Regions from separate parts of the Mus musculus genome. Here region 2 is linked to region 1. A link is a loop called in an ENCODE intact Hi-C map of the cell type or tissue named here. Cell type or tissue: heart. All regions are shown on one strand.

Evidence for each region. A loop is a pair of places that touch in the nucleus more often than their neighbours do. Peaks named below come from ENCODE experiments on the same cell type or tissue, not always from the same donor. Only the 100,000 strongest peaks of a DNase experiment are listed, where the experiment ranks them.
Region 2: it touches region 1 in a loop (2.4-fold over the local background); 2 of 42 quality-filtered maps call a loop at or near these places.

Annotation. Positions count from the first base shown.
Region 1 is chr6:34,546,054-34,554,053 of GRCm38, reverse strand. No RefSeq gene overlaps it. Among named protein-coding and RNA genes, the nearest start is that of Gm32942, 13 kb to the right of the region's middle. In heart, a CTCF peak has its summit at 4,847 (motif pointing left); no DNase peak of the experiment used is centred here; H3K27ac peaks cover 1,169 bases.
Region 2 is chr6:34,684,656-34,692,655 of GRCm38, reverse strand. It overlaps Cald1 (caldesmon 1), which reads right to left. Exons shown (of 14, transcript NM_001347100.1): 3 at 6,582-6,693. The coding sequence starts at 6,652. Among named protein-coding and RNA genes, the nearest start is that of Gm13861, 35 kb to the right of the region's middle. In heart, a CTCF peak has its summit at 3,694; DNase peaks (open chromatin) are centred at 3,535 and 7,575; H3K4me3 peaks cover 329 bases; H3K27ac peaks cover 2,099 bases.

The DNA of each region.
Region 1 (8,000 bases):
GACAGGGAGTAGAAGACAGGTTAAGCAGGCTCAAGGGCAGGCACCTCCTATTTGATGAAGACAGCGATTCTTCGTAGTGAAGAGGCTCTAGAAACCCGAGGAACATAGCTAACCGTATCAGGAAGCATCTGCTCTGTAAGGTGTGTGGGGTCTGCAGGCCATGTTTAAGCTCATCTTCACATCAGTCAGGTCAGATGCGGTCAGCTATAGGCATCCGTTAGCTTTTCATTGGGAGATGGGGAGAGGAAGTCATTTTGTTTACCTGAAAGAATATGTGATTTCTCTTTGGAGCATCTGTGACAGGAAATTAAAGGCAGGGCAACATTGGCCCTTCAATCCTCTTTGACCATTAGATACCAGAAGAAGGCTTACATTCCCATCTACAGTGGAAAGTTCTGTGAGTTGGAAAGCTTGGAGCCAAATCTCCCTGGTAAAGGATGCTTCCTTCAGGACAAGATCTCATCTTGTCACTCTTTCTCATCCTTTAAGAAGAGCTCTTATACATTTTTGATCAGTGTCATGGTAGAATTTTTTTTTTCTTGGTTAAGTAACCCTCAATTGATGTCATCACAGGAACATGGCATGCATCGATGCACATGAGATATTTTGAAAGACCCCCCTCAAACCCTTTGTCCTGTGAGCTAGACTCACAGGGACCCCAGAAGTACAAATCTTTCTCAGAGTATAAAAAAGACCTAGGTTTGTATATAGCACTACCCCACTTAGAGGTTTCTTCTTGTAGACACCACCCTGTGAAACAAGAAAATTGGTCAAATACTTGGGAATATTACCATGCATTTGATGGCATGGTTATTTTATTCAAGAGTTTCTTCTAGGGGACTCCATTCTCTAATTCCTAGCACTGTATAATCCCAGGTGGCCACAGAGGTTTATCATAAATTCCAAATTCAACATTAAGATCCCTTGAAGAAATAACACAATGGTAGGTTGAGCCCCTGGGGCAGGATTTGGCAACCCCATAGCACTTGTGTGTCATTCCTCTTCCACCAAGAACAAGCTCCACCCAGGGCTGTGTGCACACACATGCAGAGGGCAGAGCACACACATGCAGAGGGTGGAGGGCTGGAGGGAAAGAATGAAACCACTCCCTTAGGAATGTTTGTGTGCTATCCAAATCAGGGTGCTGCATGATATCCACACACACTCACCAGATCATAGGCATGTGTGGACATTACCACTCAAGCTTGAGTTTCAAGGTTAACTCAGTAGCACACCCATCTAAACTCAGTTATTCAAATATACAGAGTGGCATCTGTTAATGTGCAAGTGAGTTTTTCCATCCAGAGCCCTCCAAATACTCTGACATGTCTAAACTGGGGACCCCGTGCTCGCAGAGGTGATGTGTCAGTATCCCGGCACTTCAAAGACATACACGTGGGCTGCATCTACTTGACACCACACATTTTCATGAAAACTGAAAACAACCTGTCTCAGACACATCTCCAGATGGTTGGCATTAAACAAAGACTCTTGGGTGGTACAATGTGGTGTGTGCTTGAACAAACAAAATGGATGAATTTCCTTGTGGATATTGGAAAGAAAAAGAAGACATAAAAAATCTGGCATATTGCATATAATTTTTAAGAGCTTGTTCTTTATAGGAAATGCTGTTTTGATGTAATAAAACATTAATAGCACCTCTTTTCTCTCCAACCAACCTCTTTGTGATCCAGATGTTCTGGTAAAGTCTTTCCATGTGATAGCCCAAGCCATGACAGAACTGCATATCAGCAACCTCTTAAAGTTTAATAAAATGTTTGGTTAAAAATAACCTTGTATAATATGTGCTTTATATGGTTACATACAGTTTTGTATATTAATATATCAAATTTATTATATGTATCATATATTCTGTCTTAGATATTGAAATGGTAGGTCAAGTATACTAATTATTTTATATAATTATGATATCATTTAACAGACATCATTAAGCATCTTTCTTCAGAACCAGGCTTATCAACAATAAAATCAATTTTATTGATTTCCCCTTTAAGCTAGCTGAGACAGGTAATATGAGCTCTCAGGTCTTCCCTCGGTCATGACAGTGGTAGAGACAGACAGCCAGGACACACACTCACTCTGGAGTCCCGTCCACTTCAAAGATCCATGCTACACAGCGGAGGCTAAAGGAAAGAGCTCGTGGAAATAAAAATTCCAGGGAAGTGGAGCAGAGGAGGGAGTTGAGACAGAGGTAGAGGCTGTCTTAGTTCAGCTGCTATAAATACCTTAAATGGGTTCCTTCACAAACATCTTAATTAAATACTTTAAACTGGTCCATTCATAAATATCTGAGTTAGGGTTTCATTGCTGTGTCAAGATACCATGACCAAAGCAACTCATACAAAGGAAAACATTTCACTGTGGCTGGCTTACAGTTTTAGAGGTTTAGTCTGTTATCATCATGGGAGGAAGCAGGGCGGTGTCCAGGCAGGGCTTATTATTCTTAGAAGCATCTCTATATGTTCTCTATGGCAAAAGATACCCTACAGCTTCTTTTATAAGCATTATAATCCCATTCGTGAGGGCAGAGCCCCCACACTTAGTACTCTCACATTAAGTATTAAACTTCAGTGTTTCGATGGAAGAGAATATCAACACAGTCTTTGCTAAGGTCCTGGGTGCACTTGTGGGCTAATCGGAAGTAGGAGAATGACTGTAGGGCTCTAGATCCAGTAAGGAGGAGAGTCAGAGTGAAACAGAGACAAAGATAGAGGTAGAAAGAACTGGGAGAGAAAAAAAAAAAGAACCAGGAGAGTTGGAGCCAAGACTCAGGGCAGACAGGAAGAGCGCATATATGAAGATTATATTTGGGGGCGGGGTGAAAAATCCCCCCACAGGTTCATCATAAGATTGAAAACTTTATTCCTAGCTGGGAGAGCTGTTCTGAGAGGTGGTAGAATGTTTGAGGGAAGGAATGTTGCTGGTAAAGGTGTGTCTTAGGTTGTCCTGTCTGGTAAGTGAAATCTTACGACTCATGTAAACTGAAAGTTGACTTTAACCCTAAAATCACCTTTTATTTTACTATTTTATAGCTTAGAACATTCTTAGTTATGGTAACCAGTGGCTAAAACTTAGCCTTTTTTCATTCTGAAAGATGACTAAGGCCAAAATGTTATAGACGAATCCACACAGCTGTTTCTGTGTTTCTTCAAAAGACATGGGCAGGGGAGAAGGACATTTTAAGACACGATTTACTACCAATCTAAGGGTCTTACACTGGATTTTCAGAAGTTTAAGCCACAGGGTAGTTAGTGTGTGGAGTTTGCTTTTGCTAATTGCACACTAATCCCTTTGTCAGCCATTTCTCTGCTTTCTGACATTTTTAATATTTGTGGCCAGTGCTGTCTGAACATTTATCAAAAGGATTTCTGGAAGCAAACAATGTCTACAGTTTTAGATGTGCTTGCTACTCTGTGTGATGTAACGAGAGCTCAGGCTCTGTGGCTCCACCCAAGGACGTAAACTAATAGTTCCTCCCACTGTGTCCACACAGAATATACTACCCACCCACTAGTCACCCACTAGCCACCCACTAGTCACCTACCAGTCACCCACTAGCCACCCACTAGTCATTCACTAGCCACCCACTAGCCACCCACCAGCCACCCACTAGCCACCCACTAGCCACCCACCAGCCACCCACTAGCCACCCACTCGTCCCTTTGAGGCCAGGTGGATGAGCAGATCGAGTTTTAGTGTCTTAGTCCTCCTGTTAAGTTGTCTTATCTTATTTAAAACCAAATAACAGGCAAGTTGTTGGCAAAGAGAAACTACAATCAGCTTATTTTAAACAAAGAGGTAAAAATACAAAACGTTATTCTGAAAGAGAACCTGGCTCTCACCTCGAGCAGCCACTGGTCTCACCTGGTACTCCTCAGGCAGATGACTCCAGTCTCTGTCCCTGTTTCTTTGTGGGTCTGATCACTTTCTGTCTGCCTCTTTCAAAGACTCCCAAGACTATATTCTAGATAATCCACCTAGATATCCCAGGATGGGCTCATCTTGGGGTTCTTAAGACAATTACAACCATTATTGGGGCTGGGGATAACATTTACAGGTTCCAGGGGTTAGGATTGGATATTCCTTGCACTTGGAAACAAGGTGAGCCTTTTGTGTCTGTTAACATTTTGTTGGATGAGACCAGAGCACAGAGGATCCACATACACTGGGCACCAACTGTTAGAAATAGGAGCACTGCAGAATCTAGAGGTTTGGGTGGGTACTGATATCATACCTGGTCAGGAAACAGGAATAATGAAAATTTGACATAACTCACTCATTTTGAAAATGTTCCTGAGATGTAGGTACAAATTGCAAACGAGGCAAAGTCACCCCTTATTCAGAACAGAGTTTGCATCCTCCCGGCAGTGTGTAGCATGAAAAGAGCTGGGCTAAACCTACGGATTAGTTCCACGGAGGAGAGAGGAACTGAGGAGATGACTGTCAACGTCTTTAGTGAGGTTCAAAAAATATTGGACTAAGGTAAGATTCCACCCAACAAAAGAAAGATTAGATTCAGGGTCTCAGGCAAAGCCGGAGAGGGTCATCCACCTGGCACCCAGACCAGGACAACAAACAGAAAAACCTAACCTCATCCTCGAAAAGGGAGGCCCGGGGGTGGGGGTTCAGCTGCGTCCTTAACCCCCAAGATTTGCTGGAACTGCAGACAGAAGGATACAGAAGCCAGAAGCCTGGGTGACCACAAGATCCTGACTATAGATATATTGATACTTCTCTATGTGTGGTGACTGATAAATGTCCTCAGAACCATCCATCCAGGCAGAGAAGGGGAAAGGTGAGAAAGCCAGCATGTTGAGCGCCCCCTGGAGGCCAGGCACACCTTCATGCTGAAGCATCACAGAGCTTTCAATTTTCTTTTTTTGCCCTTCCTCCTTTGGCACCTGGCTATGTCCATTTAACAAGGAGGGAAACTGAGGCATAGAGGGCCTGAGGATCTGGGGAGGCAGTATTGTACAGAAGAAAATCATGGTCCCTGGAGTCAGCTGAGGCTGATTTAGAGAGCTGCCGACAGCATGATTTAACCAAGTCACTTCAACACGTTACCATAAAAATAAAGCAAACTTGTACTGCATACGTAGCACTAACATTAACCCAGGCCTGCAGTAGGTGTGCAGTCCTTACAGTTATTTTCCTTTCTTCGTGCAAGGCCACAGAGTCACCGTGCAGCTCTGGGAGCTGGAGCTAGCCCTTCCTCCTGATGAGCCCAACCCCCCATGCGACTACATTCCTGACTTCCTGGGTGCGCATCCCAAGTCCCTTTCTCTACGGCCTTTCCCAGCAATGCCGGTCCTCCTATCCAAGAAATGAGCAGATGGTTCCTAAACAAGGCCTTTTTAGGGCTAAAGAGCCGCCTTCCCTGCAGCCTCTTCACTCTCACCCTGGGGGAAATCTAAACATGCTATGGCGAGCAGCTGGAACTCAGCGGCTGGCTGGCCCAGCTATTTCCCAGTGATTTTTCAGGCTCACAAGGGAAACCCTTGAAGGGAATCCCTCTGGCAGCGATGCCCATCCCTTTTATGGACACATTCTCTCTGTTACTACAGAGCAAGCCCTGGGCGTAGTTTTGGCATTCAAGAGGCCACAGATCTACTGGTTTTGTCCAAAAGGCAGGCATGCTCATCTGAACTCATAGCAGCAGCTTGATGTTAAAAGGTCTGTAGACCCCCTTGAGTGCCTGCTCTTTCACAGCTTTTCTCAGATTTAACAACTAGTAGGACACAGACACTAAGAGGATCTTTCTGTTTCCCAAATGAGTTTACTATCTCTAAATTGGGCTGGCTCACCCACAGCATGATTGAGGCTTTGGAGCATCGCTTGCATGGTTGAATGGTCAGCATCAGCCCTAGCCTCCACCCATCATGTGCCAATAACATGGCTCAACCCTATCCCCAAAGTTAGAACTTTCAAAAATATCTCCAAATATGCCTCCCGTCACCCACGAGACAATGCTGTTCCGGTCTAAGGGTCTTTATACAGACCATACATGAGGTTTAGTACTGGTTTGAGCTTGCAGTTTTCTAAACATTGTTAATGAATCAAATGGGAAATGTGTGTGTGTGTGTGTGTGTGTGTGTGTGTGTGTGTGTGTGTGTGTGTGTGTATGGGGGGATGTTTGTTAGTTTTATGTCACCTTGACACTAGCTAGAGTCATTTGGGGAAAAGGACTTTATTAATAGAGAAAATGTCTTCATAGGATTGGCCTACAGATCAAGATGTAGAACTCTCAGGTCCTTCTCCAGCACCATGTCTGCCTGTATGCTACCATGCTTTCTGCCATGATAGACTAAACCTCTGAAACTGTAAGCCAGCTTCAAGTAAATGCTTTCCTTGAAAGAGATGCTGTTTTCATGATGTCTCTTCACAGCAATAAAACCCCTAAGACAGTCATGTTTTTTATCACAGCAATGGAAAACTAAGACAATAGGTTTCAAGTATACTGGTTTTGAGAGCTCACCATCTTACTTCTAACTTAATATCACTACAAGAGGACCAATGAAAGACCCCAAGCCATCTTGACCCTTAATGGATCATAAGATAAAATTTTCCTAAAATATTAAAAGCTCAGGCCTATATACAGAAACTCAGCATGTTCTAAATGAACTTTACATATGTGACCTCACTTGTTCCTTGTTATAACTATGCAAATGTTAGAGTTTGGAACTCAAATGTTACCCCATGTGTTAAAGGGTTGATTGTCAATTTATGCTGCTATTAAGGGGCGGTAGTGGAGGTATGACCTTTAAGAGTGGTGGGGTCTGTCTAGTATAAAAAGTTAGGTCATGTTCTTATAAGGAATATTGAGATCTCTCTCTCTCTCTCTCTCTCTCTCTCTCTCTCTGCCATCATGATGTGCTGCCATGAACACAGCAGAGAAAACAATCATGGATTGAAAACATAACCCAAAATAAATCTGTCTCCTTTTAAGTTGTTTATACTTAAGTGTGTTTTCACAGAAAGCTAACATAAGATGTAGGAGAATACACACACACACACACACACACACACACACACACACATATATATGTGTGTGTATACATATATATTCAGCATGTTATATATATGTGTGTGTGTGTGTGTGTGTGTGTGTGTGTGTGTGACATGACAAGGTAGGTCAATTAATTTATTATGGTCAGTCTGCTGTGGTCTCATACAGTCATGCTTGATGCCCAGAATGTTAGGTGACAGCTAATGTTAGCAATCAACTACTGCCCCTGGCTGGACTGAGTTAGTTTAATGATACTGTTTTCATTGCAGACAGTATTGTAGAGAGAGAGTGCATGGAGCCTCTTGGGTTTAGGCATGTGATCTTTTCCTTCAGGTTATATGCAAGATTTGCCTCCTGAATGGACTTTCTTCTCTTCTGAAGTTAAGGCCTTAGTTACTTTCTATCACTGTGAAGCGAGACCATAAGCCAGAAACCATTTAATAGAGACTTGCTTACAGTCTCCCAGGGTGTGTCCATGACCACCATGATAGAAAGCATGGAGACAGATGGGCAGGCTTGGCACTGAGCAGTAGCTAAGAGCTTACATCTTATCTGAAAGTTGAAGGTAGAAAGAAAGCTAGCTGGAATGATGTAGGCTTTTAAAACCTCAAAGATTACGCCAGCAATACACCTCCTTCAACACAGCCACCCCTCCTACAATAAGGCCATACTGCCCAATTCTTACCTAACAGTTCCACCAACTGGGGATCGGACTTTTAGATATATGAACCCATGGGGGCCAGTCTCATTCGAGCCACCACATCCTTCTAGTCCACAGTCCCTCTGATTCCCTCCTTCCTTGTCTGTTAGCTCCCCAGATCACTGTGACTGTGGCTCGTTATTAGATCTCAGTTCAATACGTGTAAATGCAGACCAGCTGGGTTCTCAGACGACATCAGGCTTCCTTTGGAAAGACAGTCTTGAAACGTCAATCTTCCTAAATTCAAAAAGAAAAGAAAAGAAAAAAGAAAAG
Region 2 (8,000 bases), 140 kb before region 1:
CCAAAACGGTTCTATGACTTTTCCAAATGGCCTCAACAGCTAGAGACGAAGTGTTCAAACTCGGGAGTCTGAAAAGGGGGAGGGGGGAATCCATGCACACTGTAATCACGGCGACTGGAAAGTACCGAGTTTTGTCCATTTCCCTACATCCGAGTTGGACTGAAATGAAACAGTTTGAAATATGCATAAGAGGGGGCTAGAGAGGCGGCTCAGGGGTTAAGATGGCGTGCCTTGCGCTCTTCCAGAGGACCCGAGCTTTCTTCCCAGAAAGCTAGTTGGGTGGCTCTTGTAACTCTAGCTTCAGGAGATCTAGCATCCTCTTCTGGCCTTAAGACATATACATAAAACTCTAAGAAGTGTTTTTAAGTAGCCTTCAAACTAGAAGGACTTTAATAGGAAATACAGAAACAAAATTCAATACCAAAGGCTAGTCGTTCCCCCCACCCCCCACCCCACACACACCCTCCTTTTCTGTTCTTTTTCTTCTTTCTGGAGTAATCAATCTTCTAAGAGAACATTTTTGGGCAAATGTAAGTACCTTAATGATTTATACAGTTTCAAAAGAATGTTTCATTTAACTTCCTAATGGAAAATAATGTTCTGCTCAGACATCTTAAAATGTATTTTTAAAGACTTGTACTTGAGACTCAAGGTCATGATCTAAGCATTCTGAATAAGTGTTCTCATGTGGACTTGTCTGTACTCTAACTGTCAATGGGCCTTGGTATTAAATCATGGGGGAAAAACATCAATGATACAGCTCTAGAAGGGGATTTCTGTGGATCAAATGGATTTTTAAAACTTGCTTGTTTTTCTAGAGCAGTAAAAATATTTACTTTCAAATGTCTAATCATCGGGATATTTCAGAAGCCCATAAAAATGTATGACGGATAAAAACAGCTAGCATGTTTTCTTTTGCTTTATTTATGTCTCTAAGTCTTGGAATCTGATAACAGTTCTACAATAGAGGCCTTTCTTCTGATGGAAAGAGGAGCTGCCACTGGGTGTGGAAAGCATATGCCCGGGAATGTAGTGAGTTCATGACTTGAAAAGTGAGAGCCCTGGCCCTGTGCTTGGTGCAGAGGAAGTCTGACACAGAGTGTGGCCACCAGAGACCTGCTCCCAGAGAGCAGCACCACCAAGGGTTGTTTCACGGGAGAGACACCCCATGAAAGAACGGCTCAGGGTGAACCCGTTGCCTCTTCCGTCTGACAGAAACTTGACAGCCATCAAACCCACTCACCGTTCTTCACAAAACAGCAAATCCCGGCTTCCTAGTTCAGGGTGCTCACATTCTCCGAGATGTATAAATGACAATGATAGTTTTGACTTTTTTAGGTTGTGTTGTTGCAGAGAATCAAATTAACTAATAATCATTAATAGTGATGTCTACTGTTGCAAAATGCTAAGTGCTGTGTTAATGCTTCCTCATATCTCCTCAGCCTGTAAGAATCTATGAAGTAGATACTTCCGTTGCTCTCATTTTATACAGGGGCAAGCAGAAAACTGGAAGGATTGGTTGTCTTACCAGTGCTCACTCAGCCTTAAGGGATAGGCCGAGGATCAATCCCATAGGCCCTACTGCCAAAACCCATGACCATACCTGCTAAGCTTACCATCTTTGATCATGATACTGCTGAGTGTTCCTTCATTTATATAGAACAGTGGTTCTCAAACTTCCCAGTTCTGTGACCTTTTAAAACAGTTCCTCATGTTGTGGTGACCCCCAACCATGACATTATTTCATTGCCACTTCATAACTGTCATTTTGCTACTGTTATGAATCATAATGTAAATATCTGATATGCGACCCTTGTGAAAGGGTTTTTCAATTCCCAAAGGGGTTACAACCCATAGATTGATAGCTGCTGTTATAGAACATACATACCTATATATCTGTATTTATGTCCTTATGACTTCCAGCTAAGTTTCCTGCTGTGCTGTTATTAGTCCTCATTTACTGGATACATTTTAAAGATATAAAAGATCTCTGTATTAAAGTAGGATAAAACAATGCCTCTGCAAAAGTATGGATCCTTTCCTAAAAGCCTGTGCATCTACAGTCAGCACTAAGTCCAGGAAGATGCAGAGGAAGTGACACAGAAGCAGGTGGCTGCAGTTTTGTGATGATGAGCATGATGCCCTGAGAACATCAGAGATGCCAGGGGAGAGTGAGAGGTGGGGGAGGGGAGGGAGGGAGGGAGGGAAAGAGAGAGGAAGGGAGGGAGAGGGAGGGAAAGAGAGAGGAAGGGGGGGAGGGAGGGAGGGAGAGAGAGAGAGGAAGGGAGGGGGAGGGAGGGAGGGAGGGAAAGAGAGAGGAAGGGAGGGGGAGGGAGGGAGAGAGAGAGAGGAAGGGAGGGGGAGGGAGGGAGGGAGGGAAAGAGAGAGGAAGGGAGGGGGAGGGAGGGAGAGAGAGAGAGAGAGGAAGGGAGGGGGAGGGAGGGAGGGAGGGAAAGAGAGAGGAAGGGAGGGGGAGGGAGAGAGAGAGGAAGGGAGGGGGGAGGGAGGGAAGGAGAGAGAGAGAGAGAGAGAGAGAGAGAGAGAGAGAGAGAGAGAGAGAGAGAGAGAAGAGAGAGAATGCAAAAAACCCAGAAACAGAAAGAGTAGCAGAATAGATGTGGGCAGCTGTTTGTTCCCATGAGGCTAACAAAAGTAAATATTTATTTATTTACACATTCATTTGCTCAAACAGGCAATTGATTAAAATGCCATTGAGCTTGAAATGTATACAAATAATGCCTTTTGCTTAGAAACATCACATTAAGATTTTTCTCTGGTTATGCACAGATCCCCTTCTGCCAACCGAAACGTCTTTCTTATGCTTTTGGTCAAGATCTCTCTAATCTAATATGGTCTTCCTGACTCCTGGCACACTATCCCTACAGGTGACTGTTGGTCTCTACAGGTCTGGGCAGAACCTTGCACTTTATAGATACTCTTTCTATATGTATATGTGCATTTGTTATAGCACTTCATTTATTTATCCAGTTTTGTGGTGCTGGAGATTGAACCTAAAGCCTGAGTATGATGGTCAAGTATTCCAACCCCGAGAAAATTACCCAGTCCTCTGCCCCGAACAGAGCATAGAGCAAAAGAGATGCCTGATAAAATGTGTTGAGAACAAACGAATGCATCTGTAGCCTTGACCCTTGGACCAACTTTATCTGCATTGACTCTACTGCCATTCCGAAGCTGGCATGGCTTCTTTTTATTCTCCATATCCAGATGACAGTTAATTCTTCCCCTGCCTGGCCCTAGGTATATTTTATAGGGCCTTAGAACTGTCTTTTAAAAAAAATGTAAGATTCTGTATTACGTATTTGATTTCAAATCAAGCAATATCTGACTTATTGCAAACAGAAGTAGACAATTCCAAAAGCAAGAGGAAATGACCTCTGATTCCCTTGAGAAAGCACTCATTCCTGTGACAAAGGAAGCCAGGGTCTGGCGTTAAAGGAAGAGGAAGGGACTTGCCTAAGGTCTTACATGCCCTTTGTCCTCAGATCTGAACTATGATTTTTAGATAGCCCTGGATTCCTGGTTTGGCCATCTGTTTCCTGGACACACCCTGAACTTGCCATGGAATCTTGCTGGACCATAAAGTCTAACTTTCACTACTGCCATAAATGATCATTTTACCAAATGCTGATGGAGGTTGACCTAATTCCAGCACAGCAGACCTATACAGTGCCCCTTGAGACACAAACAGGTAAAATCAGTACAAACATAGGGCCATTGTTAAGAACAAGCAGAAATGTAGACAGAAGTGTTGGTTAAGCAATATTTGAATAAAGATGCATGTATTTGTTTTAGGTTATTAATGGCGCCTAATTAAGCTTTGGCATACAGGCTTTTTTACAACCAACACTAACAGAAGATAAATCCTTGTTCACACATCACCACCACCCTGGGAAGCATGAACGGAGCAGCTGTGTGGCCAGTTCTTAGAGTTCTGGCTATGAGAAAATGAAGCTTATTCACCCTACGTCGCAGCCTGGCTTAAACCACTGTGAGATGCTTCTCACTGCCTGTTGGTGTAGAACTCCATCTAACGAGGTGCACACTCTGCTCTGCCATCCCTCTAGCCCCAGCGTTCTTCAGGGTTACTCCTCTGCTCATCTGCTTTCTGTACTCTTGTTTCCTATGAGTCTTTGAGATACAGAAGTGTCTGCTGATCACCTTCGTTTCTCCCATCTCTGTTCAGACACTTCGTCTTGATCAGTCCTCGGTAGGCATTTGCTGGGTAGATTGAGAACTCAAGAATCCAGGAGAATCCCAAGGCCAGTAGCACTGAATTAGGCAGAGGAAGTAGAGGTGTGTTCCTCCTGTCTAGGTGGTGTCCACAAGTCTTCAATGTCCTCTCAATTTCAGGTCTGCTCCTTCCCTAGGTCTTCTCTGTCTCTCTGCTATGTTGCTCCCTGTGATGTTTCCATTATGCCCTTATGATCTCTTACTCTCTCATATGAGCTTTTGGGGGGTGGGGGAGGATATGACTTCAGCTTTTTTTATTGGCAATGGGTTTGTCCCAATGGACCTATCTTATACGATTTTCTCTTCTTTCTGAATAAAAATCCAAGTTTCCTGTCTTCTAACATCTGGGGGGAAATCCCCATGTTGATGTGGTTTCTACCTGAAATTCAACACTATGACCATGACCACCAAGAATAGAGTCTTCTCACCTTTCTCCACTGGAGACGAGGCCGAGACTTTTCTTGACGATGCCTGATAAACATGCATGGAGAATGGATGAAGGCATCTGCAGCTCTGAGCCTTGGAAGCGCTCTATTTTAGGTTAACTTACTATAATAATTCGGAACTGGAGCTTACAGTCTTCAGACTGAGTTGTCCCTGCTCCTGACAGGTTTGCTGATTGCCACGTGGGATCTCTTTCCTCCCTCCGACTGCTCTGATTCAGGCTCTCACGACTGTATGCTTGATGCCAAGTCTCTAAATCTCAGTCCACCGTAACTAACCGTTACCACCACACTCTCATCCCTAGTGAGGGTCCTAAGATGCCCTTCCTCTCAAGCTCCCTGCAGCAGATTCTTTCTCCCTGGAGCTTTGCTTGTCTCGTTTTCACACCTAGTCAGCCTCTCCTACCCCACTCTGTCATTTCTACTGATAAACTGTATTCCTTGCAGTAATTTTAGGTTCAAAGAAAAGTTGAGTGGAAATGGCAAGTCTTCCATGCTGCCCTGTCCCCTCCCCTCCCCAGTTGCAGCCGCAGCCTCTGCCATTATCAGCATCCCATACACAGTGCTGTACTTGTGACTGTGGATAATGTAGGTACACACATGTCATTCCACTTTGATTCCATAATTTGCATTGAGTTCCAGCGCAGTGGCACGCATCTGCCATCATACTATCTCATGGGTGGTTTTGCGGGTCTAACATCCTGTGCTCTGCCTGTGTGCTCCTCCCTCCCTCCCTCCTGTCCAGCTCCTGGCAACCACCGGTCCTTTGGTCATTTCCTTAGTTTTGTATGCTTTAAATTTTTAATTATTAACTATTATTTTAAAGTCGGATAGATACATTTTCTATGTTGGATGCATTCCCCTCTGTCCCTCCCTCCTTTTATTTTATTGACGCTCTGTTTTAGACAGCTTCCGTTTTACTTATCTCCACAATTACTTTTTCCGTAGCATACCACAACTCTCAACAAAACTTCTGTGAATAGTTTAATCTCAGGGTGACAATAGTCTTTCCTTCACTTGGCATTCATATTAATTCCCAGCTATCCAGCCGTTGTTTATTACTTAGATAGGATTGTTATTAATAATGGTTGATAACAATAACAACAGCTTTTCAGTTTTGTACGGCAGGGCTGCGGTAGGTCATTTGTACCCACTATGCTTTGCATCTGTGCACTGGAATTACTGGCATGCAAAACCTTGGGGCTTGTTTCTCCCTGTGAATACTTGGTACGCTTTCCTTAAACTACTGATCGAAGCCACATCATTAGAGGCCACTGTCCTTCTGTCTGAGGCCTAACTAAATGTTAAGATACACATTTCCACCCTCGATGTCACATGTCAATGCTTCATTTTTCCAACCACCTGTCCCCTAAGTCACCACCTCAAAGGCTGCCCCACACATTCCAACAGCTTCCAACAGCCCCCACATCCTCCCCAGTCACTCAGACCATCTGTAGTAACCTTCCTGATGCAGACGGCCAGGCAACGGTTTTTCTAATAAGAATCAAATCTGAGCTAAGACTCTTCTGGGGCTTGCCAAACTGCTTCTGATAGCCAACAGTCAGCATCTTCTGTCATTCCAGTGTTATGGGTGATTTGAAGCCTTTATCTTTATGTATTATCTTTTACCATTACAAATTCTACAATGTTCAGCCTCCATAAATACGAAATTATCTGATTCTCTCTGATCTCCATTTTTCTTGAAATGTGTTTTTTTTAAATGCAAAATTTAGACTTTTAGCAGGAAAAATACTTACACCCATAACTGCTTTTTACAAATAGTTTGATGTGCAATATGGACACAACTGGCCCTTCAGAGGGCAGAGTCCTTGTGATCTGAAAACAAGGTTGCTGGTGATGTGAATATCTGTTATCCTGGATCCTTACCTTTCTGCCTCCAGCCGCATCTCCTCCCTCTTTTGTCTCCTGAGTTCTCTGCGACGTTCAAAATCATCCATAGTGAGGTTTCGGGTTTAGGGAACCCAGATAATATCTTGATCTAAAGGAAAGAGGCGGAGTCAAGATCACCAAGGAGTCATGAGCCCCTGATTTAGTCCCTCCCACCCCACACCATCATCTTTTCTTTATTTTTAAGAAAAACACCTTAGAATACGGCTAAGGCAACCAGTGGTCAATTGCTGACCTCAAACAGAGTGCACCTTCATTCTAAAAGCTATTAAAACAAGTAAGAGTGCAGATTACATTTAAAAAGTAAGAAGGAATCTCAGGAGACAGAAATATTGATAGCATGGCCTCAGAATGGCTGGATGATCCAGCCCTTTGTCTCTCGCTGAACTCCAGACAACACTTACACCCAAATGAACAAAGAACAAGACAGACAGCGAAAGAAAGACTGAGAGGAAAATGGGCAAGAAAAGAAGTATGTGTGTGTGTGTGTGGGGGGGGGGCAGACAGAGGAAAGGAGAAATCAGACAATGCTGCACGCAGGCATCGTTTGCATAGTCTGGAAGTTAGTTAGCACTGTTTTTGTTTGTTTGCTTGTTTGTTTTAAGTATGCAGAAATCATGGGAGAAAAAAAAATCCCTAGGAAGCAGTATTTTAGAAGGCAGCTAAGTTTTGATCAAACTGTCTTCAGAGCTCAAAAATCCTGGCTCTCTCCAGATGTAATCCAACCGTTTGACCCTTTCCTACCTCCTCTGAGATGACTTTGATTCTGGAAGAATTTCCAGCTCTTCAGATGCTGAGCCTGCTTCCGCTGTGTATCTGTGCCATGCAGTCAAATATTCCAGAATCTCCCTTCGGCCCCCAAACCCAAAATGACTCCCAGGAAAGGGGAAGCGGGCTCCTGTCCCCGCTCTGTTTACAGAGCTGTCAGTGGTTAGTTAAACTAGCCTGGAATCTGGCATTTAAGGCGTGCTGGAAGATTGTTTCCTGTGCAGAGCAGGAGGCCTCCACTTCCTCTGGATTCCTAGGCGCTCGCTTGGCTGCACTCAGCTCACAAAAATATTTTCCAGTGCCTTCTATGTAGATGAGCTGAGCCATTTGTCCAGAGCAAGAAAATCGGTGTGGTAAAAACCCCAGAACCATCATAGGATGGCATCTTTGTTTGGAAAAGATTTCAGGAAAAAAATAAAATAAAAAGAATCTGAAATAAATTGGCACAGAAGGTTTTTGCCCTCACCACTTTCATAGTGCATAAAAACAAAAATCAAATCTCAGCCAACAAAAATAAAACCATGCAATGTTTGAGATTTTTCACACTTCCCGCATCCTCTACGGTATTAAACTCTTTATGCATCTTTAGAAACTTGGATTTGGTTTTTTATTGGGAGTTTAAAAAAAAAA